Regions from separate parts of the Homo sapiens genome. Here all the other regions are linked to region 3. Evidence: chromatin contacts called from ENCODE Hi-C or POLR2A ChIA-PET data. All regions are on one chromosome and are shown on one strand. Each heading gives the region's core, a stretch centred on a gene start or an enhancer-like site at or near the end of the contact. The rest is flanking DNA. Distances are from core to core; before and after follow the strand shown.

Evidence for each region. Hi-C counts contacts between places; a loop is a spot of excess contacts on that map. ChIA-PET counts read pairs that join two places held with the same protein, here RNA polymerase II (POLR2A). Pooled maps may share reads with other maps.
Region 1: a map of naive thymus-derived CD4-positive, alpha-beta T cell shows a loop between it and region 3 (5-fold over the local background). The contact joins the enhancer-like site here to the promoter of SOD2 in region 3. A Hi-C loop is called at or near these places in 3 of 168 maps with a recorded cell type or tissue (CD4-positive, alpha-beta memory T cell and naive thymus-derived CD4-positive, alpha-beta T cell) and 8 of 50 pooled maps. POLR2A ChIA-PET finds 5 or more read pairs at or near these places in 5 of 52 experiments (CD4-positive, alpha-beta memory T cell, activated B cell, activated T-cell and 2 more).
Region 2: a map of gastrocnemius medialis shows a loop between it and region 3 (2.5-fold over the local background). The contact joins the enhancer-like site here to the promoter of SOD2 in region 3. A Hi-C loop is called at or near these places in 2 of 168 maps with a recorded cell type or tissue (gastrocnemius medialis and naive thymus-derived CD4-positive, alpha-beta T cell), 9 of 37 single-sample maps with no recorded cell type and 7 of 50 pooled maps. POLR2A ChIA-PET finds 5 or more read pairs at or near these places in 1 of 52 experiments (H1).
Region 4: a pooled map shows a loop between it and region 3 (2.8-fold over the local background). The contact joins the enhancer-like site here to the promoter of SOD2 in region 3. A Hi-C loop is called at or near these places in 2 of 37 single-sample maps with no recorded cell type and 3 of 50 pooled maps. POLR2A ChIA-PET finds 5 or more read pairs at or near these places in 2 of 52 experiments (T-cell and activated T-cell).

The regions. Positions count from the first base shown.
Region 1 is chr6:160,009,826-160,016,496 of GRCh38, reverse strand. It overlaps IGF2R (insulin like growth factor 2 receptor), which reads right to left. Exons shown (of 48, transcript NM_000876.4): 4 at 5,712-5,810. Among named protein-coding and RNA genes, the nearest start is that of AIRN, 5.5 kb to the right of the region's middle. Within about 2 kb of position 2,141, at least 4 of the 41 ENCODE cell types and tissues checked have a DNase peak (open chromatin) inside an H3K27ac peak, as active enhancers do.
Region 2 is chr6:160,060,708-160,066,940 of GRCh38, reverse strand. It overlaps IGF2R (insulin like growth factor 2 receptor), which reads right to left. Exons shown (of 48, transcript NM_000876.4): 23 at 6,224-6,233; 24 at 5,295-5,438; 25 at 5,013-5,188; 26 at 4,322-4,409; 27 at 3,311-3,526; 28 at 2,410-2,540; 29 at 2,040-2,137. Among named protein-coding and RNA genes, the nearest start is that of AIRN, 56 kb to the right of the region's middle. Within about 2 kb of position 1,585, at least 4 of the 41 ENCODE cell types and tissues checked have a DNase peak (open chromatin) inside an H3K27ac peak, as active enhancers do; they include gastrocnemius medialis, where a contact is called at or near this core.
Region 3 is chr6:159,687,920-159,694,490 of GRCh38, reverse strand. It overlaps SOD2 (superoxide dismutase 2), which reads left to right and starts at 1,250. Exons shown (of 5, transcript NM_000636.4): 1 at 1,250-1,346; 2 at 1,628-1,830; 3 at 6,249-6,365. The coding sequence starts at 1,324. RefSeq lists silencers at 48-217, 898-1,187, 1,388-1,567 and an enhancer at 1,938-2,007.
Region 4 is chr6:160,086,739-160,093,166 of GRCh38, reverse strand. IGF2R (insulin like growth factor 2 receptor) reads right to left here. Exons shown (of 48, transcript NM_000876.4): 42 at 5,020-5,134; 43 at 3,914-4,060; 44 at 3,064-3,251. It also overlaps the pseudogene CHP1P2. Among named protein-coding and RNA genes, the nearest start is that of SLC22A1, 32 kb to the left of the region's middle. Within about 2 kb of position 4,183, at least 3 of the 41 ENCODE cell types and tissues checked have a DNase peak (open chromatin) inside an H3K27ac peak, as active enhancers do.

The sequences.
Region 1 (6,671 bases), core at 892-3,391, 320 kb before region 3:
GCTTTTGTTAACGAGGAGGCTACTCCCATGTCCCAGACAATGGGTGGGGCCATGGGACACCTAAGCATCACTGTCTTGTGTTCTGCCAGCAAGGCAGATTGAGGAAGGAAAGCTGGGTGGAGCTGGGTCAGGCAAGCACATATTCAGGCTCTCCAACAGCTGAGACAAGCACTGGCCCCAACGGTGATCAGCGGGCCTCCAGGGCAACATTCTGGGGAGGGACAGAGGCGCCTCTACCACATCAAAGAGCCCACATGGTAAAAAGAGGTGCAGCCTGAGCTCCACAGCATAGCAGGCAATAGCAGGACCCACCAAGTTCTAATGCCCTTAACTCAGTGAGTCTCCCACCTGTGGCCCATCGCTGGCAGCAGGCCAAAAAAGCCAGCCCAGTCCCAAGCAGTCTGTATTAGGTTGTTTTTGCACTGCTATAAATACCTGAGACTGGGTAATTTATAAAGAAAAGAAGTTTAACTGGCTCACAGTTCTGCAGGTTGTACAGGAAGCATAGCTCGGCTTCTGGGGAGGCCTCAAAAAGCTTTCACTCACGGCAGAAGGTGAAGTGGGAGCAAGCATATCTCACAGCAAAAGCAGGAGCAAGACGGTGAGAGTGAAACAACCAGAAACTTTGAAACAACCAGATCTCATGAGAATTCACTCACTGTCATGAGGACAGCACCAAGGGGATGGTGCTAGACCATTCATGAGGGACCCCCATGATTTAATCACCTTCCACCAGGCCCCACCTCCAGCATTAGGGATTCAAATTCAATGTGAGATTTGGGGAGGGACAAAATCCAAACTATATCAGGGTCTGTGCTCAGATGGTGAAACTGCCCCAGGCTGCAAGACTCCCTGCCCAGGACAGAAACCATGGCTCTGAGGCCACATCTTTGCAGTACAGTTTCATGAAGTAGGGGCACCCGCATCTTTGCGGTACAGTTTCATGAAGTAGGAGCACCCACATCTTTGCGGTACAGTTTCATGAAGTAGGGGCACCCACATCTTTGCGGTACAGTTTCATGAAGTAGGGGCACCCAACTTCCGCATCACAGCAAGAACTCAAGCCCAGAAAGGAATCCCCCCCAGAGTAAAAAAGGCCCTGGTCACCAAGTGAACCATGACTATGTGAAACATTCCTGTAAGTTTTATTTCCAAAATAATACACTGGCATCATTTTAATTACCTCTTCCAAAGAATATTCTAAAACTTCATGTTCTCTGAAATCATTTCAAAGTAGATAGTTTTATTATTTTCTGTGGATAAGTTTCCCAAAATTTTATCTTTTAGACTGAAGCAATTCACAGACAGGTCTATTTACAAAAGTTAACTGCTTAATATTTAGCTTTCAAATTTCTCTTAGAAATAGGCTATCAAATCTGCAGGAATGCTCTAACCCACTAACCTTTTTCCCCAGTCCTGCTGTCAGAGATTCATGGAGAGCTAATAGAGTGAATCAAACGACCTACACCTACTCACAGCCTCAAAGGCACTTGAACTCATTTTGACCATATCCTCAAAGCAAAGTTGCCTGTCGCCTAAAATACTTCTCAGACACCTAAGTGTTTCTACTAATAATGGAGGAAGTTAGAACCTCTAGTGCTCAGAGGGTACCAGCACATGGAGCTTAAGCCTACCACCAGATTCATGCAGAAAGGCAACTAAAAGAAAATTATTGCCACAGACTATAATTGGGTTACAGTAAAAAGCCACAAGTGCCCATTATCCTGCAAATCTAAAGCTTGTCATCCCACAGCAAGATCATATGAAAACATTAACCCAAGAGGGGAGTGAGTCAGTGGACTGGGTAGGATGCAAGACAAGATGCAATTCTCTAACCAGCAAAATAAAAGCCTATGATGGAAAAGGGAGCAAGATGGCATATGGCAAGAAGGGAAAATGAAAGAACTCTTCATTCTGAAAACAGCTGCATTTCACCAAGACACTTAGAGGATTCCACATAGGCAAGATCTGCAAGCACCCTGCTCGGGGCAGGTAGCAACTACTGGCTGTCTCCCTACTCCAGGAGGGAAGAGAAGACATGCCTCACACAGCACTCCACAGAACTGGAGTGTGCATTGGTAAACAGTCAAGGCTACTGGGGAACACCCTCCCACTTCCTGCTACAGCAAACACAGCAATGGAGACATTCATAAGACCACGAATTTAGCAGCCTGGGGAGCGAGGTTGTTTGCCAGCTGCAACACACCACGCATTGAGTTAATGCTGTTTTATATATAATAATCTTACTTTTATAACCCTGGTAAGACTGCTAGCAGGCCAGTTCTGAATTTTGCCTGTTCCCAAGGGCACTACAGTAGGAGGTATATTTACACAATGCTTTAAAGAAATAATTACCTTAAAGCCTCTACCAGAATCCACTGAACAAAGTATAACAATAGTTTTAAAGGGCTGTTTGTAACTACCATGATTTTTGCCCATCAAAATCATTCTAAATGTGACAGAGCAAAATGAATAAATAAATGAGACATTAGTAAGATGTAGAAAGCAAGACTACAATGACACTAAACCAAATTGAGATTTTTTTTCTTTAGGGAATGATGAGGTTTTTATAAGTACATAAACCTTCAATATGTTTTAAACTTATCATACCAAGCCTGTAAGGTGTAATCAAATCAAACTGAAAGCAGAAAAAAGGGCATACGCTTTATTAAGATTTGCTAACAGTGACAGCACTACATTTTTAGCAGTCATTATGCTTTTCAGTTCTTTCCATTTAATCTATCCATAAGACAAAAAAAAATGAGTTAATGAATATGGATATGTCCTTCACACCATTAGTCTATAGGCTCCCTGAAAGCATTCCAAAATTTAACAAAATTCCTACTGCTTAGCTCACAATAGGCTCTCAATAAATGAAAACTCAATGAATAAAGCCCCAGCTGCCAATTACACCTGAAGAGGTAAGAGAGTACAAAGTACAAATGTTTCTCATGCATCTTCAATCTGCTTCTAAGAGAAATTAAATGTCATTGTTTTGAGAAAAACACAGACTATACCTCCCCATTCCCACCCCAAAAACTATTTAGAACACAGATCAGCACCTTTTTTTTTTTTTTTTTTTTTTTACAAAGAACCATGTGGTATCTACATTTTGGGTTTTGCAGGTCACATAGGTCTCTGTGGCATATTCCTCTTTGTTTTGTAACAATCCTGTAAAAATGTGAAAACCATTCTTAGTCCTGGGGTTGTACAAAAACAGGCCAGGGCAGGCTTTGAACCATGGGCTGTAGTTGGTGATTTCTGACCCATTGAAAACAAGTTGCTATTCATTTTATTTTGGAAAGCAATTTTTTCCTAGGTGGTAGAAGACACAACTGTCAATTCAGCAACGTGACATAAGAGGTACACTCAGATAAAACAAAAACAAAACAAAACAAAAAGGGTATCATGATCAGGTTGGAAAATCAGAGCCCAGGAGAGTATCTGTGGGACTGAGAGGTCTGGGGTCTAACAGGAGAGCAGAGGGCACCACTGTCACCGCAGCCTCCACCTCCCACAGGAAGCAACTCAGATCCGGCCAACTGGACACTTGAGGATGACTGTGTGTGGGGCCAGGCGCAGGGGCTCACTCCTGTAATCCCAGCACTTTGGGAGGCCGAGGCAGGCGGATCACCTGAGGTCAGGAGTTCAAGGCCAGCCTGGCCAACATAGAGAAACCCCGTCTCTACAAAACAAACAAATAAACAAACAAACAAACAAAAAAAAAAAAAAATATATATATATATATATAAATTAGCCGGGCATGGTGGCTCATGCCTGTAATCCCAGGATGACTGTGTGTCCCCACTCAAATCTTGTGTCAAATTGTAATCCTCAACATTGGAGGCGGGGCCTGGGGAGGTGACTGGATCATGAGGGCAGATTCCATCACCCCCTTCTTGCTATTATCATGATAGTGAGTGAGTTCTTGTGAGATCTGGTCATTTCAAAGTGGGCGGCACCTCCCCCTCCCACTCTCTTCCTCAGGCTCTGGCCACGTGAGGTGCTCGATACTCTGTTGCCTTCTGCCATGACTGTAAGTTTCCTGAGGCTTCTCCAGATGCAGATGCTGCCATTCTTCCTTTACAACCTGCGGAACTGTGAGCTAATTATACCTCTTTTCTTTATAAATTACCCAGTCTCAGGTGTTTCTTTATAGCACTGCGAGAATGAACACACTGTGCTCCCACCCTCACCCCCAAACCCCAAACAGATGTCTGCTTTGAGATGCTTTTCCCACCGCTAACAGTATGTCATCTAACAGCTTCACCTAAGTTTTTAAATGAAGCTTACATTTGACACTGTCTCCTAAATATCAGCCTTAATTCTTTCCACTTTAAACTTTTTTTTTTTCATTGAATGCTCCTTATGGCTTTCCTGGGCAGTATTTTACCACTTCCACTTCCATATGACACTGTCTTTCCCTTCATAGATGACCATATCTGAAAATATCAGTGATTTATTGTTCATAATTTAATCTGAATTAATGTTTTTAAATAAACATTTCTTTTTGTCTTATTAAACTGCATGGTATTAGGCCACTAGTAAAAATTACTGATTATGACCATTCATTAGTTCCTGAATCCTTACAACCTTTGAAAGTTCTTAAAAACAGAAAGTAGGAGAGAAAAGTGAGATAATCAATTAATTAAGATTGTTATCAAGGTGAGAACAGGAAATTCCCTTTAGGATCTGGGGTGGTGGGCATGGAGAAGCGGCAGAAGGAACACAGTCTGCTCTTCCCCAGGACCAGGGAGAATCAAGTAGCAGTGCAACATGAGGGAATCCAGGCTGGGGAAGGGGACATTCCATTAGTCAACAAGAATGACCTGCCCAAGAGATCCATTAAACACCACCACAACCACAGTTAATAACAATGTAATTTATTCTTGCGTATCACTAAGAGAGTAGATTTTAAGAGTCCTCACAAAAAAAAAAAAAAAAACGAAATATGTGAGGTAACACATATGTAATTAGCTCAATGTAGCCATTCCTCAATGTATACATATTTCAAAATATCATGTTGCACATAATACATATAGGTCAGTGTGTATGTATATAGATATATATACATACATGCACCCAAGAAGAATGTCTTGACCAAGGAATGCTGGGTTCAAATAATAAGGGGTGGACGTAATAGTAACAGTAACCTAGTAATCTAGTCTCTGAGGTGAGCTGGAAAAGAATTTAAGGGATACCTGACCTGGACTCACATTGCAGCCAGAAGTCATCCCAAGGCTGAGGAGAGGGACAGAGAGATTTAACAATGCAAACAGGTAAAGGAGACTTATCAAAAGCGGGGTACAACACAGGTGGAAAGCCAGGTGCAAAGGAAGATGAAGCAGGCAGCGTCAGAAACAGATGGCTCCTGCAGGTAGAGTGAATACTCTAAGCCCAAGCCCAAACACGTCACTTAGTTTACTGAGTTGCACAGCACCAGAAACCAAGAACTAACTTGCCCTATATGGATGAGCCATTCTATTTCCAATCTGGACCAAAAATCACATCCTGTGATATTTTAAATGCCCTGTCCTAAAAATAAGAACCACTCAGAAAAGTTTTAAAAATTAAATCACATGGTATCTCTGCTCAAATGCAATTTGGAAGCTAAAAAAGATTTTCACCCGGAAAGGTTAGAATCAGTATTTGAAAGATAAAGTTCCCCAGAGTATACTTCATAAGCATGTAATTTGAAGTTCCCATGTTACCTCCTTATTTGCTTTAAATATGTCTTTCTTGCAGGCTGCAGTGGTCCTCCACTCAAAGTAGTGCACACATTCTGTTGCAGTTACAAATTCAGGAGTTCCCTATTAAAAAAAAATAGTAATTATAATGTTACCATACCACACATTGTAAAGATTCTTCTTTAAAATGAGAATGCAGTAAAGGCTACTAAAATAAAGAAAGCAGCAGCAAGAAGGGCAGGGGATGCAACCGCTTTAGTTAAACGGGGTCATCAAGAGGTTCCCAAATCTGCAAATTCTGAGACCAAAGCTTCATAAAATCATGTTGGGATTTTGTGTAACTAATCCAAAGGAATTCTACCGCCCCAGCTGTGCAAGTACATTGAGTGAGTTCATGGGAAGAAATCCTCAGTCATTCTCCTCTCAAACTCCAAATGTTCTCTTAAGCAAATGCCAGCAAACGAAAGCCAGAAAACGTGACCTCATGCTTCCCGTGAAAAGGCTCCCATGAGGAGCCCATCTGCATCTGACCAAGTTAGTACACCCACCAGACGCCAACCCTCCAAGGCAGCCCCTCCTGTTAACCGCAACCAGAGTGGACTACAAACAGGTCAACCCCAGCATCGCAGGATGACACAAGCACAGCAGGAACTGGCCTCTTCACTCCCACGTGCAAGTCTAGGGAGTTATCCTTCACAGTTCTATTTCTGGTATGGTGAACACAGAATTCATAAAGGAAATTAGCTGAAGTTAAAACAGGAGCTATATATTTTATTCTGTAATATAAATCTCATTTAATGCTGCTGCGAACAGATTCTTTTTTGGGTCTCAATATGCACAACGATGCAATTTATATGCGGATCCAAAATTAACAATATTAGTTTTATTTTCAAAGTTCTTCAGATAAGACACTGTGGACCTGAAGATGCAATAGTCACAGTCCCAAATTCTAAAATGATATTTTAAAGCAATTTAGTAGCCACA
Region 2 (6,233 bases), core at 336-2,835, 370 kb before region 3:
AGCTGCAGTACTGCACGCACGAGAGGAGGAGTGCCCAAACCAGGGGCAGGTGGCAGGAAGGGAAAGCTGCCTGAAGGTGATGGGACAAGAACAGAGCTTAGTGAATATCACCAAATGCTCTAAAAGTAGTCAACAGAAGAAACAGAAATAGAACTAACAAAGCCAAGGCAGAGGAAAGAGGAGAGGAGAACAGCACAGGTGAGGACAGCTTTCATCTTTTAAAAGAGAGTCAACAGACACCATTAGAAGCTGACAAACAGAGGTTTAGAGTTATAGAAGGTTCCAAAAAGAACCACAAGAAGAAACAGTAAAAAGTGGAGTGAAGCTAGGGGTTGGGGAGGGAGAGGTGAGGGTGGGTAATTTCATCTATTAATATTTTTGGACTCTCAATTACAATAGACATATATTAACTTTTATTATGAGATTATAAAATTCTCCTCTGATTTAATTCTACTTTTAAAAACTTAGCATAAAAATATCTTTAGGAAGGCCGGGCGCAGTGGCTCACACCTATAATCCCAGCACTTTGGGAGGCCAAGGCAGACGGAGGATGACCTGCAGTCAGCAGTTCAAGACCAGCCTGGCCAACATGGTGAAACCCTGTCTCTACTAAAAATACAAAAAATAGGCTGGCTCAGTGGCTCACACTTGTAATCCCAGCACTTTGGGAGGCCAAGGCGGGCGAATCACGAGGTCAAGAGTTCGAGACCAGCCTGGCCAACATAGTGGAACCCCATCTCTACTAAAAATACAAAAAAATTCGCCAGGTGTGGTGGCGGGCGCCTGTAATCCCAGCTACTCGGGAGGCTGAGGCAGGAGAGTCACTTGAACCCGGGAGGCGGAGGTTGCAGTGAGTCGAGATCACGCCACTGCACTCCAGCCTGGGCGACAGTGCAAGACTCTGTCTCATTAAAAAAAAAAAAAAAAACACCACAAAAATTAGCCAGGCATGGTGGTGTCTGTAATCCCAGCTACTAGGGATGCTGAGACAGGAGAATTGCTTGAACCAGGGAGGAGGAGGTTGCAGTGAGACAAGATCACGCCACTGCACTTCAGCCTGGGTGACAGAGCGAGATTCCATCTCAAAAAAAATACATATATATATATATATATATATATATATATACACACACACACACACACACACACACACACACATACACATATCTCTAGGAAAAATGCTTTATGTGCAAAGAAAATCAAAATTTTATTCCTTGTATATAAATATCAGAAAACTGAAGGCAGCCTCACATGGCAGAAAGAGAACTGCTAAGTGAACTGGGGATATCTACTGAGGACATTTCCCATCCAGTAGAAATGAGAAACAAATTTGTTTCACATGAAAATATTTACAAAATGTTAACTGGAAAAGGTAAGGTTACTAAAATTATGATTTAAAGTCACTGAACATAAATTACTAAATGCTTGCATTTACATACGTTCCTAAAACTTAAATGATGATTTCACCTACATAAATAACCGATGACACAACAGGACAAAGGCCGGAAGGAAACAGAATCACCTGCACTTTCCCCCAGGAAAGTCAACAGTGATCAAGTGGCTCATACTGGGTGTTTCACACGGCAGAACACAGGGCATCCCTCCAAAAAACAGAACCGCAGACCCACAAAACCAAAATCTCTAAGGATGGGACCCCAGGTGTCCAGAGGGCGATCTGGCAAAGCTGTTGAGAGCAGCTCTGTGGACGATCACATGCAACGAAGACCTCCCTTCATCGCAGGGGTCACCACACCGCTCCTGGCCCACTCTGCTCACTGACATGTGGATCACGCAAGAGTGCCAGGGGTCCACTCTCTGCTTCAGCTCCAATCCCTTCCCCATGCAGTCACCACAGCAGCTCCAGGTGGTGACGGAGCTGAGAGTTAACCTAGCCCGACTCCTCATTTTAATATGAGCAAACCGAGTCCTAGGTAAATTAACTGACTAATCTAATCCCCTGCACCCAAGACCACTAATTATTAAAGCAAAATCATACCAAGTTAGTCTGTCCAAAAGAGACAACACATCCATGGACTTACTTGAATGAACATTCAGTCAGATCGAAAGGTGGGCAGGCATACTGCGTTCGCCACTCAAACAAGTAGGAACAATCTGAAGTCTCCTTTAGAAATACTGGCTAAAAAAGTTAAGAGGCACATATATAAAAGTGAGAATGCAAAACTTTAGTTTATACTTTGAGTTTTAAGAATGAAAATAGTAAAGAATGGTTACGTTCATGAAAATCAATACTAACTGATGAAAGTTTCAACATATTTTCTGTAAATGGTTATTTTAAACTCAGTTAACCAGGAGATTTGATGAGATCTGAGGACAGATTCTTTCTAATATGATCCCAGCAGCCTGAGGGTGGGGAGAAGACCCCGCTGAGGGCCGTCGGTACATGCTCACCCGCTGGGTGCCGCGGTCACAGTAGAAGAAGATGGCTGTGGAGCGCTGATAAACCTTATGGCAAGTGTCCCCCCCCGTGAAGTTCATTTTTAACAAGCCATTTTCATAAGTTAGCTTCTGAGTCAGGAGACCTGTAAAGAAGGAGAACATTAAACAAGGTTTGGTTCGGGTCCCTAGGCTGTCAAACTTAGCCTAAGACATGTGACACCACACACCCTGAAGAGTGTGAGACAAAGTATCCCTGGCCTCCCAGCACCATACCATGCACTCCTGTCACATTACACTTTGGGAATAAAATCAGGCTTCCCCTTGTCCAAGGCTGCTGCAACGTCACAGACTGACCCGTGTATGATGACATGAGGCATTCCTTAGCCTCATCACCTAAGGGAATGTCACTTTCTCCACTGTGCCTGAGGGCTGTCCACGTACTCACCACCAGCTACTTTGACTTCATTTTTACAAGTTCCTAAATGTATTTAAATCTTGCCCAACTGCTGAAACAGCATGAATGACCAACAGCGTGCCCTGTAATTTCTACAGCCAAACCTCGTACTAAATGCATTCCCTGTGACTCAATGCTATCAAGTACTACCCCAGAACATCCAACACTGGCTAGCTCACTGTGTCCCAACGTTGTAATAAAGAAGAGAAATATGACCTTAGAGTCAGTAACTGGCATGGCTAACTAAGAATAAAATAGACATGCTCTACCAACATCCTTCAGTATGTACTCTGTTTAAGAAAATCAAGCAAAATCCGAAATATCATTAATATGCTTTTTTTTTTTTTTACAGTAGAACACTCATGTTTCTGACTCAAGGGAAAATTCATCTTCAGCAAAATATTTTAATATTTTAATTCCATTCCTTTGCAACAAAAGGAAAACGACAAACAATGGTACCTGCCACTTTGTGAAATCCCTGCGGTTCCCGCTTTTCCTGACATGAGGAGACCACCTTGGACTTGTCACTTGTGGGGCAGACGTCTGAGGAAAGCTTCCCACAGACCCGGAAGTAATAAGTGTATTCGCCAGCGCTCACGATGGTGTCGTTGAGGCCCAGGGGCTTCAGGTCATACAAGTTGCCATGCCTTGGGTCTTTCACCTCACAGTTGTCCCCTTCAAGAACATGGAAGAAGTGAAGGGCAACTGCAACCACACACGCATTCACATTTTCAAGCAAAAAGCTTTACAAATGGCCGGGCGCAGTGGCTCACGCCTGTAATCCCAGCACTTTGGGAGGCTGAGGCGGGTGGATTACTAGGTCAAGAGATCTAGACCATCCTGGCCAACATGGTGAAACCCCGTCTCTACTAAAAATACAAAAATTAGCTGGGCATGGTGGCAGGCACCCTGTAGTCCCAGCTACTCAGGAGGCTGAGGCAGGAGAATCACTTGAACCCAAGAGGCAGAGGTTGCAGTGAGCCGAGATGGCGCCATTACACTCCAGCCTGGCAACAGAGCAAAACTCGGTCTCAAAAAAAAAAAAAAAAACTTTTACAATTTTTGGTTAGGTAAATACCAGCTATAAATGGGCATTAAAAGCCATTTCCACATGATTTTGTTTATATATAATACAAATCGCCTGGCAAACAGCTTTCTAGGAAAGTCTAGGTCCCCGAATAAAGACTTGCTTCATCAAACAACACAAAACCAAACCCCACATTAGTGTCTTCAAGCATCAGACGCCAAAATCCCATCAATCCAGGCACACAAGGAAAATGTCACTCGTGAAATTAGCAATATGCTTCAGTAAAAAAAAAAGCTCAAGGAAAAGAAATTATCCTCCCCCTAGCGTGTGTCTCATGACCCCAGCTATGGCTGTTATCACACGGTCTCATATCTAAGGCATCGTTCAGAACGTCTGCTACTCTATACATTTAAAATGACTTGTAGGGACAGGCCCAGTCCTACCTTCCACTCTGACAACGGGACAGGCTTCCACAGTTCTCCAGATAAACACGTACTCACAACCATCCTGAAGCTGAAATGCTGGTGAGCCCTGTAATATAAATCAGCAGCCTGATTTGTTTCCTGTTTATTTTAAAAATTAATCAAATGGGGCCGGGCACGGTGGCTCACACCTGTAATCTCAGCACTTTGGGAGGCCGAGACGGGTGGATCACAAGTTCAGGAGTTCAAGATCAGCCTGGCCAAGATGGTGAAACCCCGTCTCTACTAAAAATACAAAAGTTAGCTGGGCGTGGTGGCAGGTGCCTGTAATCCCAGCTACTCGGGAGGCTGAGGCAGGAGAATCACTTGAACCTGGGGGGCGGAGGTTGCAGTGAGCCAAGATTGCACCACTGCACTCCAGCCTGGGTGACAGAGTAAGACTCCATCTCAAAAAAAAAAAAAAAAAAAAAAATTAAATAAATGATAGCCACAGTTAGTACCCAATCTTTGACCTCCATGTGCAAACTACGTAACATTTATTAAACATTTAAGACCTGAAGAAATGAGTGCATTCTCGTCAAACCCTAGCAATGGCTGAAACTCCACGAAAACACAGGCAAGTTTTAAACAAGATAGAAGATTCAGAGGTTCAAGGGAAATGGGAAATGGAGTCACCCGGGGACAACATCTCATTGCTGGTCTGAACACACACCGATATCTGAGCACACTCAAACGTGATCCTGGTGGAGAAGCGCTGGTTCCCACACTTGTCACCGTTGACATACATGATGCTCAAAGATCCATTCGCCGCGGCTTGGGGACTCATCTGCACCACACCCAGATTCCAGCTATTGCCTTCTGACACTAAGCAAGACCCCACTGCGCTGCCTGGAAGAACAGAATAAGTGGTTTGGGCATGAGGAAGGCGATGACCTTGAGTCAAATGCTCTAATAAAATGAACAGACGCCAATCAAGAGACCAAGGAGAACTCACCCTGGCATCCAGGAATGTAAGGGAGAGGATTGCAAACGCTCAAATAGAAAGTCCTCTTTCTCCCATCGACAGAGGTGTCAACAGCCGTCCAAGGTTTCCTGACTGTGCTTAGGCCAGTCAGGTCGTACTCATTTCCAGCCAGGTCTGAAACACAACAAAAAACCACGCTGGAGAACTCTGCCTCCTTGTGAGCACTCAAGAACTGCCTTTCACCCTAAATAAGCCCTGAGGAGGCGTGAACCTGGCATTCCTAACTGTGAGGATAAGGAAATCCACGGGAGGCTGAGAGGCTTTGCCTACAAAACACACCCACTCTGTCCCTCAAAACTGCCCTTCACAGCCGGGCCTGGTGGCATGCGCCTGTAGTCAGCTACTTTGGAGGCTGAGGCAGGAGGATCACTTAGGACCAGGAGTTCAAGGCCAGCCTGGGCAACATAGTGAGTCCCTAAAGACTCTTTAAAGAAAAAAGCCAAACCCCCACTGCCCTTGACAAGGAAGTACCACTGTTGCAGAGCAGGCAGGGTCAATCCCAGAGGTCAAGGTCTCCTGTATACACTGTCAGCTTCCAGGGCACAGCTTAGGGAGTTTAACATCTTTTTCTTTTTTTTTCACCCTCAAATAAGAAGCTCTGACAGTACATGTGAAATGTGTTTCCTCTGCATTTTCTTCTCTGTTCTTAAGATGTATCTGATCCCAAAAGATAGCTTAAAACCATTAACTATATAGTCAGATTCTCTTCAAGAAAAACATTACAACTCTAGGCATCATTCAAAGAGAATATATAACAGAAATGTCACGCTGCCTGCATAACCAAGCATACACACCACACACACACAAATATACATACACACAGAAACACACCTTCATATCCACTCACACACACACTGACTCTTGACCGGCCTCTCAGTTCTTAGGCCGCACGGCCTTACCGGTGACTTG
Region 3 (6,571 bases), core at 1-2,500:
AGCCCTTCCTGTTGTGAAGCCAAGTTCAGGTGGTTCCTCTTCGCCTGACTGTTTTCCCATTCCACTTACCGGAAGCCTAGTCATCCTTCGGAGGGCTGTACGGGGGTTGCAAGAAGCAACGGAAACGGTTCAGCACCTGCTACCTTCCATCATATTCTTTTCAATAAAGGGGCAACTCCCGCCAATGGCAGTGTAGATTTCCTAACCTCTACACATGGAAGATTCACACCATTCAGGATTGTTGTTTAACTGTTGAGAGAGCACTTGATACTTAACAGCTTACTAGGCTACAAGACAGCGCAGGAAAGAATCCTCTGTTGTCCTTTTATGTTATCCTGAACAGTTGGTTCACAGAGTTACTGTAAACACACAAAACATGACTGCCAGGGCTTAGTAGTGAGGAAGGTGGGAACTAGTCCTGACTCAGTTAACTGTGCCCAGGAGAAGCTGCTTAACCTCAAAGGATTTCACTATTACTAGAATCAATAATACCAACCCTAGGGGTAAAAATAAAGATAAATGTGTGCAAATCCTGCCTGCAGTCTCGGGCACGTCGTGGGTGTCCAAGAACTGTTCTTAGGCAGCCGGTGGGGACAAAGTCTGTGTGCCTCCTGTCCTGGAATAGGTCCCAAGGTCGGCTTACTTGCAAAGCAAGGGTACGGCGCAAGAGTACTGAATACGGGTTGGAAGGGCGCTGGCTCTACCCTCAGCTCATAGGCCGGCTGGGCGGCGCTGACCAGCAGCTAGGCCCCGTCTTCCCTAGGAACGGCCACGGGGGCCCTGGGAGGGTATGAATGTCTTTTTGCAGTGAGGCCTCTGGACCCCGCGGCCCCCCGGCAGCGCAACCAAAACTCAGGGGCAGGCGCCGCAGCCGCCTAGTGCAGCCAGATCCCCGCCGGCACCCTCAGGGGCGGAGCCGGAGGCAGGGCCTTCGGGCCGTACCAACTCCACGGGGGCAGGGGCCGCCTCCCTTCGGCCGCGCGCCACTCAAGTACGGCAGACAGGCAGCGAGGTTGCCGAGGCCGAGGCTAGCCTGCAGCCTCCTTTCTCCCGTGCCCTGGGCGCGGGGTGTACGGCAAGCGCGGGCGGGCGGGACAGGCACGCAGGGCACCCCCGGGGTTGGGCGCGGCGGGCGCGGGGCGGGGCCCGCGGGGGGGGGGGGCGGGGCGGCGGTGCCCTTGCGGCGCAGCTGGGGTCGCGGCCCTGCTCCCCGCGCTTTCTTAAGGCCCGCGGGCGGCGCAGGAGCGGCACTCGTGGCTGTGGTGGCTTCGGCAGCGGCTTCAGCAGATCGGCGGCATCAGCGGTAGCACCAGCACTAGCAGCATGTTGAGCCGGGCAGTGTGCGGGTGAGAAGAAAGGGGACCCGGTCACGGCCCCAAGGGCGAAGGGGCTCGCGGCGGGCAGGGCCTCCGCGGCAATGGCGACAGTGGCCGCACCGGGCCTGGCGGGACCGGGGCACCTGCAGGCGGTTCTCCCGGGAGTGCCCGGCGCGGCGGCTGGAGCGGGGATCCGCAGGGAGGGGACGCGGGGACTCGGGGGACGCCGCGCGCTGCCGTTCCTCGGCAGCCCAGCCTGCGTAGACGGTCCCGCGGCGCTGACTGACCGGGCTGTGCTTTCTCGTCTTCAGCACCAGCAGGCAGCTGGCTCCGGTTTTGGGGTATCTGGGCTCCAGGCAGAAGCACAGCCTCCCCGACCTGCCCTACGACTACGGCGCCCTGGAACCTCACATCAACGCGCAGATCATGCAGCTGCACCACAGCAAGCACCACGCGGCCTACGTGAACAACCTGAACGTCACCGAGGAGAAGTACCAGGAGGCGTTGGCCAAGGGTAGGTTCCAGGCTGAGCGGCGGGAGGCAGTCCCCGGCAGAGGCGACCCCAGGGAGCCAGGCCCCATACGGACGGGCCTCTCCGTGGAGGAGAACTCGCTTCGTATTTGTACCGGTTCCGAGTTTTCCAGGCACGATAGTCTCTCTTTTAAACACATGGTCTACCTCATTGTAGAAGGAGTGCCTCGATGGGTTTGAACACACTTCTGTCATCTCAGGGAACTTGGGGTCCTGCGAAGGAGCTTGCCTTACTGTTGTGAGCCACATTCCGTTACACATATTGCCAGCACTGGTGAATTGTAGGGCCTGAAAAGAAAGCTCTACTGTGTCACTCGTTTTTTTTGCAAATTGAAATTGTTCTTGTTGTATAATGTGCTTTGGGGAAATGTTTGGTCTCTCAGGTAGGTGTGCCAGCCGTTTGCAGGAGGGCTGAGAGCGCCTGTCCACTGGTGGCCAGACATCATCGGGTCCGCAGGTGTCTCTGAGTGTCAGGGTCACCTCCTGATAGAAGTGGGAGTGGTGTCTTACTGCCAGGTCACACTGAAGGTGGGAGACAGGAGGACACTACTCCGTGCTAGGAACCATGGTCCTTGTCATCTTCCTGAGAGCAAACGGGGTCGGGACTCCAGCCTAGGACTTGGAGACTCCCTGCATCCCCAGCTACCCTGCAGGTGAAACTTCACTGAGCCCACTTGACTTCAGGTGGGAGAGGAGGAGGCACACCGTTGTGGTGTGCGTTACCAAAAAAGCAGTAACCTAACTGTGGAACAGTTCAGGATCTTTAGACTTGATACTTTTCTTGATTTCCCTTAGGGGTCAAAGTTCACAAGGAAAATAGCCCTTTAGTGGGAAACTGAAACAGGCTTGTTTTTATTTACTATTTACTCATATTTGTAATGCAATTAAAATATATGTTGTTAACTTTTTTTTTTTTTCTCAAGAGCTCGGTTGATAAAACCAGGGGTATGTGGACTTTTTGAGTCTGTGCCTTTTGGGGGTGTGTATGGGAATGTTATGTTTTAACGTTTTTTACAAAATAGTATTGTCTTTTTAATTTATTCGTTAGTGGTTTGCACAAGGAAGATAATCGATAGTCATGTTTTTTAGACTCTCTGTATTGCTTGGTAAGCTACGTAGTAAAAAATGTTTACTTTTCCTTAAATGTTTTGAATTTCGGGGTTATGAAATTTGTTGAGTAATTTTTAGACAGTCACATCTTGTTGACTGGAGGCATCTAGTGGAAAAATGCAGTATTTCAGCCTGATTGTGTTTGAAGTAAATGATTAAAAGAGGAGGAAGTTACCACATTCTGGAAGATTTACTTGAGACAGACGAACCTTGAATTACGGGAAAAGGCCCCGTGATTTAGGAAATAACAAATTTGGGAAACATGTAATGGGGAGAGACTGGGGAATACCCCAGTTGTGAAAGTACTTCCTGTAAGGCAACATCTGACACCAGGAACCTTTCTCTTCAGTATTTTAAAAACAACTTAATTTCAGTCCTTTACTTGTGGAATCAGAGCCTTACTTATGTAATACAACCCACTGGAAAAAAGCTTTTTATTGTATTGTACTATATTGTTTATAAGTGATTGAGTACCTGCAGAGCTTTCTTTTACTTAAACATATTTTAAAAATTATTAAAAAGATTTTCATGTTTGAAAACTTGGGGAAAAAAGATAAAACAATGTCATAATCTCATCACATTTAACTGACTAATATGAATATTTTTCAACAAAAAGCATTTGACTTTTATTATTATTTGAGGCAAAAACTAAACTGAAACCAAATAAAATGTTGAATTTCAGAAAAGTGTTCTTAAAAGCAGATATTAAGCCCTCAATTTTTATTAATTTTAAAATGAGTAAGCAAACTGTAAGATGTTAAGATTATTAAATTATCTCTCATTAAGCATGTATCTTTCCCATTTTAAAAATTCAGTTACTATTGATTTATTAAAAAACAATAGAAAAGTTACATCTATTTTTAGAGTGACTCTCAAGAAAATTTAATAAGGGAAACACAGATCTATAAAAAACTGTTTGTAAACCTAACAAAGGAAAAAAAAAGTTGGTGTCTTTAAAAAACCCTTTGAGATTAGCTGTGTATTCAGATATCAGTTGGTTCTCTCCTTTCTGAATCGCTAAACAACTGGAGCTTGTTTCAGAAAGCAGCATTGTCTACGTATGTTCCTTTTAAAAATTTTTTTTTTAATTCTGTCTAAAAAAAACAGACGGGGTCACACTATGTTGCCCAGGCTGCTCTTGAATTCCTGGGCTCCCCTATCCACGCACCTCGGCCTTCCAGAGTGCTGGGATTACAGGTGTGAGCCACCGTGCCTAGTCAGACATACTTTTTTTTTTTTTTTTTTTTTTGACGGAATCTCAGTCTGTCCCGCAGGTTGGAGTGCAGTGATGTGATCTCGGCTCACTACAACCTCCGTCTCCTGGGTTCAAGCAATTCTCCTGCCTCAGCCTCCTGAGTAGCTGGGATTACAGGCGTACGCCACCACGCCTGGCTACTTTTTGTGGGTTTTTTAGTAGAGACAGGGTTTTTCCATGTCGTCCAGGCTGGTCTGGAACTCCTGACCTCAAGTGATCCGCCCATCTCAGCCTCCCAAAGTGCTGGGATTACAGGCGTGAGCCACCTCACCTGGCCTTGTATGTATGTTTTTTTCTTTCTCTTTCTTTTTTTTTTTCTGTGACGGAGTATTGCCCTGTCGCCCAGGCTGGAGTGCAGTGGCGTGTTCTTGGTTCACTGCAACCTCTGCCTCCTGGGTTCAAGCCATTCTCCTGCCTCATGCTCCTGAGTAGCTGGGATTATAGGCACGCGCCACCATACCTGGCTAATTTCTGTATTTTTAGTGAAGACAGGGTTTCACCATGTTGGCCAGGCCGGTCTTGAAATCCTGACCTGAAGAGAGCTGCCCGCCTCGGCTTCCCAAAGTGCTGAGATTACAGGCGTGAGCCACCGCACCCGGCCCAGACATATGTTCTTAACGTACACTTTCAGAACAGCAGTTGAGAACTTTTTCCAAAATGTAAGCTCCTTGAGAGCAAAGCTCTCAGTGGGTCTCTGTGTCCTTTACTTTGCTTCTCTTGGTATCTTGTGGATAATATGCACAAAATATTTATTAAACAAGAGGATTTCCATTTTTTTCTAATATTAATAGTTCATTTAGTCTGTAGCTTCTTGAAGGCATAGAAAAGACTATTTTATTTTGCCTACTTATTTGGCAAGGTACCCATGCAGTATGCCAGGAGTTACAGGGCCTATTGAGAAGGAGTAAAGGGTCTGGGAGGGGTGGCAGGGAGTTGCTAATTCATGTATGGTGGCTAGAGAAGGCTTCACTGATGGGGTTGATGTTTCAGTGGAGACTTGAAGGAGGAACAGGAACGCAGCATGAGACTGTCTTGGGGAAGAGTGTTCAGCAGAGGCAGCAGTGCTCAGCTAGCCTTGAGGGGAACATCCAAGTTGGTCATGTGAGTGCAAAAAGGCCAGTGAGGCTGCAGCTGCGTGAGCACGTGCTCAATGACGGGGTCAAGTGCAGCGCCTCTTGGTAGTAAGAGTAGCTGAGTGTAAACACCTAGGGTTCGCTCCAGTGAGAAGGGGAGCCTTTGGAGGGGGCAAGGCCCACCCCCACCCCCCAAAACTGAGGGGATAGTGGCACCAGTGCAGTGAGAAATACTGGTCCTCTGTCCCAATGAGGTGGCAGTAGAGTTAGGGAGAAGGGATTAGGTTCTGCTTGTGTTTTATTTTTTTCTTTTATTTTTCTCTGTGTGCTTTTATATAGATTGGATGTATTTTAAAGGTAGAGCTGGCTTTGCTAATGGATATGCTGGTGGATTGGATGTGGGGTGAAGGGAGAGGAGTCAAAAATGACATCAGGTTCCCAAGGATGTCCTGAGGGACAGAGCTGGCATTTACTGAGACGTGGAGGACAATAGGAGGAGTAAGTTTGGGGTAGAACATCAGGAGTTCAATTTTGAGTATGTTGAGTTTCTTGTTAATGTGACTTGGAGATATTTCCCAATGAATCGTCGTCTGTCTTGAAAGTGAGAGTTGAAGGTTTTCTGTACAGTCTGTATGTTGAGCCATACATTTTAGCATTCTATTATTTTGATTGTCCTCTTTGGTGTTTCATTTCCTAAAATCTCTTCTATCTAAGAGATCCCTGAGCCTAGCAGCCAGGAGTGAATTTTCTAGCTTTTCCACCTCTGCTAGGTCCTTCATCAGTTGTTCAGCATGTCTGGGACAAATAATTTTGGGGCGGGGGGGTGCTGAATTTTAGGACAAACGGATGTTATAGATAAGCTGGTCCCATTATCTAATAGCTTACAAAGAAAAAAATATAATGTATACAGTGGTTGAAAAAGTAGGAGTTACAAAAAAATGTGTTTGCATTTTAACTTTTCAGGAGATGTTACAGCCCAGATAGCTCTTCAGCCTGCACTGAAGTTCAATGGTGGTGGTCATATCAATCATAGCATTTTCTGGACAAACCTCAGCCCTAACGGTGGTGGAGAACCCAAAGGTTGGTATATATTGGTGCACCCTTATCTACATTTTGTGCACAGTAGGAATCGATTGTTGATTTACTGAAGTTACCTTATACTTGTTTTTTGTTTTTTTTGTTGTTGTTTTTTTGAGACAAGAGTTTTGCTCTTGTTGCCCAGGCTGGAGTACAGTGGCGCAGTCTTGGCTCACTGCAACCTCCGCTTCCTGGGTTCAAGTGATTCT
Region 4 (6,428 bases), core at 2,934-5,433, 400 kb before region 3:
GGGTGCTGGGAACACAACACATCTGATTCCACGGGAGAGCTGGTGGGAACTCTGCATTCAATTCCCTCCTGGACTCTGCCCTGTGTGCATCTTGGTTGATTTTAACCTGTATCTTTTTGCTGCAGTAAATCATAACTATAAGTGTAACTGCTTCCAGGGAGCTCTGTGAGTTATGGTGAAAGGGTAAATCTGAAGTTGGCTTGGGAACCCCTTCAGTGTGCTGTTGCTGTCAGAAGTGAGGAACCCTTGTGTGGACTCCTTGCATGAACTCTGCTGCTCCCAACCTTTGTCACTGGCTGAAAATCTTTGTGGCTGGTGCTGCTGGGTGCCAGGAATGCAGAGGCGAGAGTGCAGGGTAGGAGACGGACATGTCCACACACAGATGGGGCCCAGAGACAGGCGGTGCGGCTCCGCTCCGGGAGGGCCCCACATTCTCGCTTGGGAGTAGCTGAAGCAGGGGCTGCTGAATGGACTGTTCCACAGGGCTGATGTGGGGAAGCAAACCGCCCAGCAGCTCCACGTCCTGATGAGAGACAGCTCTGCCCTCCCGAAGGAATGGCAAGCCTCAGGAAGAGATAGAAACTTCATTTCTTCATGAAAGATGAAAAGATGTCTTAAAACTAAAGCTACTTCCTGGGGCTGGTGAATGAAGAAAGTGAAAAGGTCTGAAAGGGATTTTATTTACCAAGAATGACTAAATGCGCATGCACAAGCACTCTGAAAGCTGGGGATCCTCAAAGGTCTGCTAGACATACCACTTGTGAACGTGGAGGTCTTATGTGTAACCAGACAAGTGGCCAGTGCTGCGCGATGGAGCGTGAAGACTCCTGCAGACACACCAGCAGTATCACCTGCTATGAGAAGGTGGGCCTTCCCAGGAGGGGCACTGGAGGTAGGTTTGGAATCCTGCAGACACACCAGCGGTGTCACCCTGCTATGAGAAGGTGGGCCTTCCCAGGAGGGGCACTGGAGGTAGGTTTGGAATCCTGCAGACACACCAGCGGTGTCACCCTGCTATGAGAAGGTGGGCCTTCCCAGGAGGGGCACTGGAGGTAGGTTTGGAATCCTGCAGACACACCAGCGGTGTCACCCTGCTATGAGAAGGTGGGCCTTCCCAGGAGGGGCACTAGAAGTAGGTTTGGAAGGATGAGGAAGGTGGGCCAAGGCATTCCAGCACCAAGAGCAGCATATGTAAACCCACCAGGTTACAGGGTGACTTTGGGAACTAGTGAATAACCTGATGGCTGAGGCATGTGTAGGAGCAGCAGCTTGCAAGGCTACCCTGGTACATGGGAGCCTCTCAGACATCTTCAAGCTGTGTCAGAGAGAGCCTAGACTTTCCTTCTCTGCATGATAGGGCCCCTGAAGGCTTCTGAAACAATCCTTCCTTCCTTCCTTTAATCAAGATTTACCGAGCACTGGGAAAGAGGACAGCAAGAGAAGGCACAACCTGTGACATGCAACATCTGATTCTGAATGACTGAAGGATTCACCGAAGTGTGAGGAAGGCAGAGAACAGAGAAACACAGAGTGCTAGCTCCGTGCTGTGGAGTTATGCAAGTGAATGAGGCTGATCAACTTTCCCATCATCAACTCACCCAGAAAGCAGAACATTCACTTTCCCAGTTCTATTCAGGGGCCACAGGTGCTATGAGCAGATGCACCAGGGCGCTGTCTACAATCTGTGACCAGGAGCAGCGATGCTGACCCAGCTTCCCTCCATCAGGTGCTGCCGTCGTGGAGATGCACTCAGCACCAGGGCACGGAGCACCTGCTCCTTCTCGGCGATGCGCTCAGCACCAGGGCACAGAGCACCTGCTCCTTCTCGGCGATGCGCTCAGCACCAGGGCACGGAGCACCTGCTCCTTCTCGGCGATGCGCTCAGCACCAGGGCACGGAGCACCTGCTCCTTCTCGGCGATGCGCTCAGCACCAGGGCACGGAGCACCTGCTCCTTCTCGGCGATGCGCTCAGCACCAGGGCACGGAGCACCTGCTCCTTCTCGGCGATGTGCTCAGCACCAGGGCACGGAGCACCTGCTCCTTCTCGGCGATGTGCTCAGCACCAGGGCACGGAGCACCCGCTCCTTCTCAGCCGCACCAGGGCACAGAGCACCCGCTCCTTCTCAGCGATGCGCTCAGCACCAGGGCACAGAGCACCCGCTCCTTCTCAGCGATGCGCTCAGCACCAGGGCACAGAGCACCCGCTCCTTCTCGGCGATGCGCTCAGCACCAGGGCACGGAGCACCTGCTCCTTCTCGGCGATGAGCTCAGCACCAGGGCACGGAGCACCTGCTCCTTCTCGGCAATGTGCTCAGCACCAGGGCACAGAGCACCTGCTCCTTCTCAGCTATCACTACTCTCCCCTCCCAGAGGACATGATCGGCAGCTCTTTGACATCAGAGCAGGCTGGGGTTTTCTTTAAACACACTTCATTTTTTTTTAAAGAGTTATTACATCCACACACGGTTCAAAAATCAAATTATGAAAGGTATATAGTTAAGACTAGCTGTTCAAAACAAAAGCAGCCTTTCACGATTATGTGAGGGAACAAAGGGCAACACCCTTATTAGTGCCAGTTTAAAACCTTCCTTCACACCCTGGACTCTGCCCTATGTGCGTCCTGGTTGATTTTAACCTACATCCTAACATTTAGGCCAGTTTCCTTTCATCCTTCTTACAAATATAAAATCTCTTACCCTTCTCTAATATTATTTGGCATTCCAAAATAAGGAAGTGTCATGGTTAAAACCAAATCAAAGGCAATTCTGACTGTGCACAGCTCAGCCTCCACCCAACCTCAGAACCACTGGATCAGACCAGGTTTTAGTTTTTTTGTACATTTACTTGATAACTAAGACACAATTTGCCTACAGTGAAATGCTTAGTTCTGACACGTATCGCTCAATCCACTGTCAAGAAATTCATAACAAAGTAAAGAATTAGACCAAGGTTTTTGTTTTAAAAGTGGTCCGAGATTTCAACTGAAGGGAGTTAGTTGAAAATTTTAATCCCCTTCCTTGGAGGAAGTTAAATGTGGAACTTTGTGGGAAGCCACGGATTACCTTGAAGGTAGTACTTGGTCTTGTCAGAGGTTCCAACTTTCCGACTGAAGTGCTGATCGTTGGGCTTCACCTGGCATATGTTGGCTCCAGAGCACGCCGGGTTTCTGGAGCTTGTGATGGAGGAAAGTTGGATCTCATACAGGTAGTTGTCCCCATTGGTCCTCATGTCCCCAGAGGCTCTGAACAGCCTGAAGAGACAGAAAAGATCACAGTGACATGGAAGTCCTTCAAGAAGGCATTCATGACATAAACCCTCAGTCCTCAGAATCACTGCAGGGCCCCAGGATGCTTCCTTTCCTAGGGAAAGGAAGCACGGACACGCTAGGGCAGCACGTCTGTGACCCCACAGCAATTCTGAGGACACCAGTTTCCCTCTCAAGAGGCTTTCTCCCCAACCAGTTCTGGCCTCTGAGTGCTAATCCACCTTCCTCAGGTGCCGTATCCAGCACCACACGGCCCTCGCCCTGTCTGTGCACCTCGGCCACCACCCCCAAGAGCAGCCCCAGTAACACTGCTGAGAAACTTATTTTCTAAACACTGGTAAGCCCAGAAGATTCCTGCTCAAACATGTCAGAAGGCTTCGGCTTCAACCCCTGAGATTATCATGAAGAGAGGGAGAAGGACGGGGGATTTATTTTTACACTCATGAGAATTCACCATCTTTGGTGTTAAAACTTAATGATTGAGTAACGCTTTTCCTCAGTTTAAGCAAAAGATGACGATGACTCCAGCAACAGTAACTAAAACACAGACCTATTTATCCTGCAGTGCTCCCCGATAGGGAAAGAGCGGCATTGCTGGTTTAATTTTGAACACATTTCACAGCTCAGAAGGAAAACGTTTTACTTACTTAAAATAAATATCTCCGAGGCTGAAGCTCTTGCCATTTATAGGGTTGGTGATGGTCCCATTCACCATCTGCACCTCCTGAGGCTTCACGGCGCAGGCAGCCCGGGAGTCCCAGCTGAAGTAGTAAGTGCAGCTGTCGATATCAAACCTAGGAGGAGGGAAGCACAGGCTACAGTCACTTCCCCAGCCAGACATAAGGGAAGACTGCAAAACAATGAACACTGCGGAGCCCTTGAAGCAGCTCACTGGCTTTCAGTCAAGGTGCTGCGAGACTTCAGTTGGGTCCCGAGGCCCCCACTCCCCGGGCTGCGCAGGCCTAGGCAGAATTTCCCGACTCAACACTGACGGCAGCTCGGAGCGAGGGTGGTTATTTTACTCACTTCTTTTCATCACCACAATGGACAGGGAAGATGACTGTGGTGCACACATCAGTAATGTGACAAAGCAGGCAAGCATTCAATATAAATTTTTTAAAATTTGTAAACCGTGCAACATTCAAAACCTGGAAAATTTGCTCCTAGATTTTTAGATTTTTGTTTAAGCTTCTCAGACTCATACATTCATAAATCCTTTGGCAATTTCTGAGTCACCCCTTTTCCAAACTCAGCGTCTGGAAGGAATCAGTTCTGTTCACAAACAGCAGCTCACATGCACCCTCTGTTGGCCAAGCTCTCCCTGGCACCAGATGCAATGTGGCCGGGAAAACTTGAATATAATCCAAGCACATCCCAGGTCCAGATGCAGGTCCCAGCTGCTCGAGGGTCCCAGCCAGGCTGCTTGAACACCTCGGGTGGGACAAATCCACGCCCCTTTGTTTCTACTATGACATTCAAAGGTAGAGGTCAGTTAAGTACTGCTCAGCCAGTGCTAAACCTAGTTCAAGAGACAAGCTAGCCCAGAGAAGTTGCACTGGTCTTGTAACAGTGTCTCAGCACTGTATCTGGAGGTCTTCCCTGCCTGGAGCAGCCCCGCCCAATACAGCACAATCAGCGGCTCTGGCCCTGAGCTCCTAAGACTCAGCCAAAACCTGCCCATGAAAACCCCAAGGAGGAATTCCCTCCAGTATGCTCACTGCACAGTCCCGCTCTGAGCCCCCAGTCTCCTGACCTCTTGAATGCAGGTCTGCCCACCGTCTTTGTACAGGTCAATTCTATCACGGAGGATGCGGTCTTATTTCCACCACACGGATAACCTTTGGAGTACGTGACAACAACTTTGTCACCTGAAACACACAAATGATTGAACTGACATTATTTCTAGTGCATTATAAAAAGCCTCAGGCAGGCGCAGTGGCTCACACCTGTCAATTCCAACACTTTGGGAAACCAAAGAGGGCAGATCACTTGAGGTCAGGAGTTAGAGACCAGCCTGACCAACATGGTGAAACCCCGTCTCTACTAAAAATACAAAAATTATTCGGGCACGGTGGCAGGTGCCTGTAATCCCAGCTACTCAGGAGGCTGAGGCAGGAGAATTGCTTGAACCCGGGAGGCAGAAGTTGCAGTGAGCCAAGATCGAGATGGCGCCATTGCACTCCAGCCTGGGCAACAAGAGCAAAACTCCATCTCAAAAACAAAAACAAAAAACAAACAAACAAAGCTTCAATGTTAGGAGTAAAAATCTGGTTTAAAGGCCAGAAGAAAATAAATTTTGGGCTCCCTAAAGGTTTATCGACCTGTTCTTGCATTCCCACACTCAGGGGTGGTCACCTGGCCCACTGCACAATTGTCACAGCCTAAGACCTGGGGTCAAACCCAAACCCTCCTACTCCCGTACTTTGTGGCCCTGGGTTGCTGAGCTTCTGAGCCTTGAGGGCCTTACCTGCAGAACAGGGCACTGTCCAAAGTGGGCAGGTTTCGGGCATGTATAGAAAGTGCCCAACAAACTCATGTGAACAGTGGGACCCCGGGTAATGGCAGCCTTCATTATCGCTCCAATTGTGTAAACTCTCTCTATCATATTAGGTGCTTTCCTGACAGGTACCCTCATGTGAGCCTCCCAGTAATAACAGAGCACAGAATGGAAAAAGTGAAAAGCCAGAAACAGAAACCAACTGTGGTTTTCTAGGGTCTTCTAGCTTTCAGTCGAGCACTGTCTGCTTTTAAAAGTGACCCATTAAAAGAAAAACCTGAGCCCTCGAACCCGCAGGGTCTGAGAGAAAAGTGAGTACATGCTTTAAGCTGCAGGTATCACTGGGGCAGCATGGCCGCCAGGTTCCAACTCTCAAGCCACCACCAAGAGGCTGCTTGTGGCTGCGCAGGGGGCTGTTCTGGGAACGGTCTGGGCCCAGCCTGGCTGCATGGACAGATGATGTCTCCAGGGCATGGCGCAGGGTGTCCAGGGGAAGCAGGTGCCTTCCACCCTGACCACACACACACAGATCCTTCCAGGCAGGGGCATGCGGTGGAGGCAACATGGGCACAGTGCTCACTTCCCGAGTGTTTTCCACAGGACACAGGCTGAGGTACTGAGGGCTGCTGGATGGTGAGGTGGGAGGTGGGACTCTAGGCTCTCAG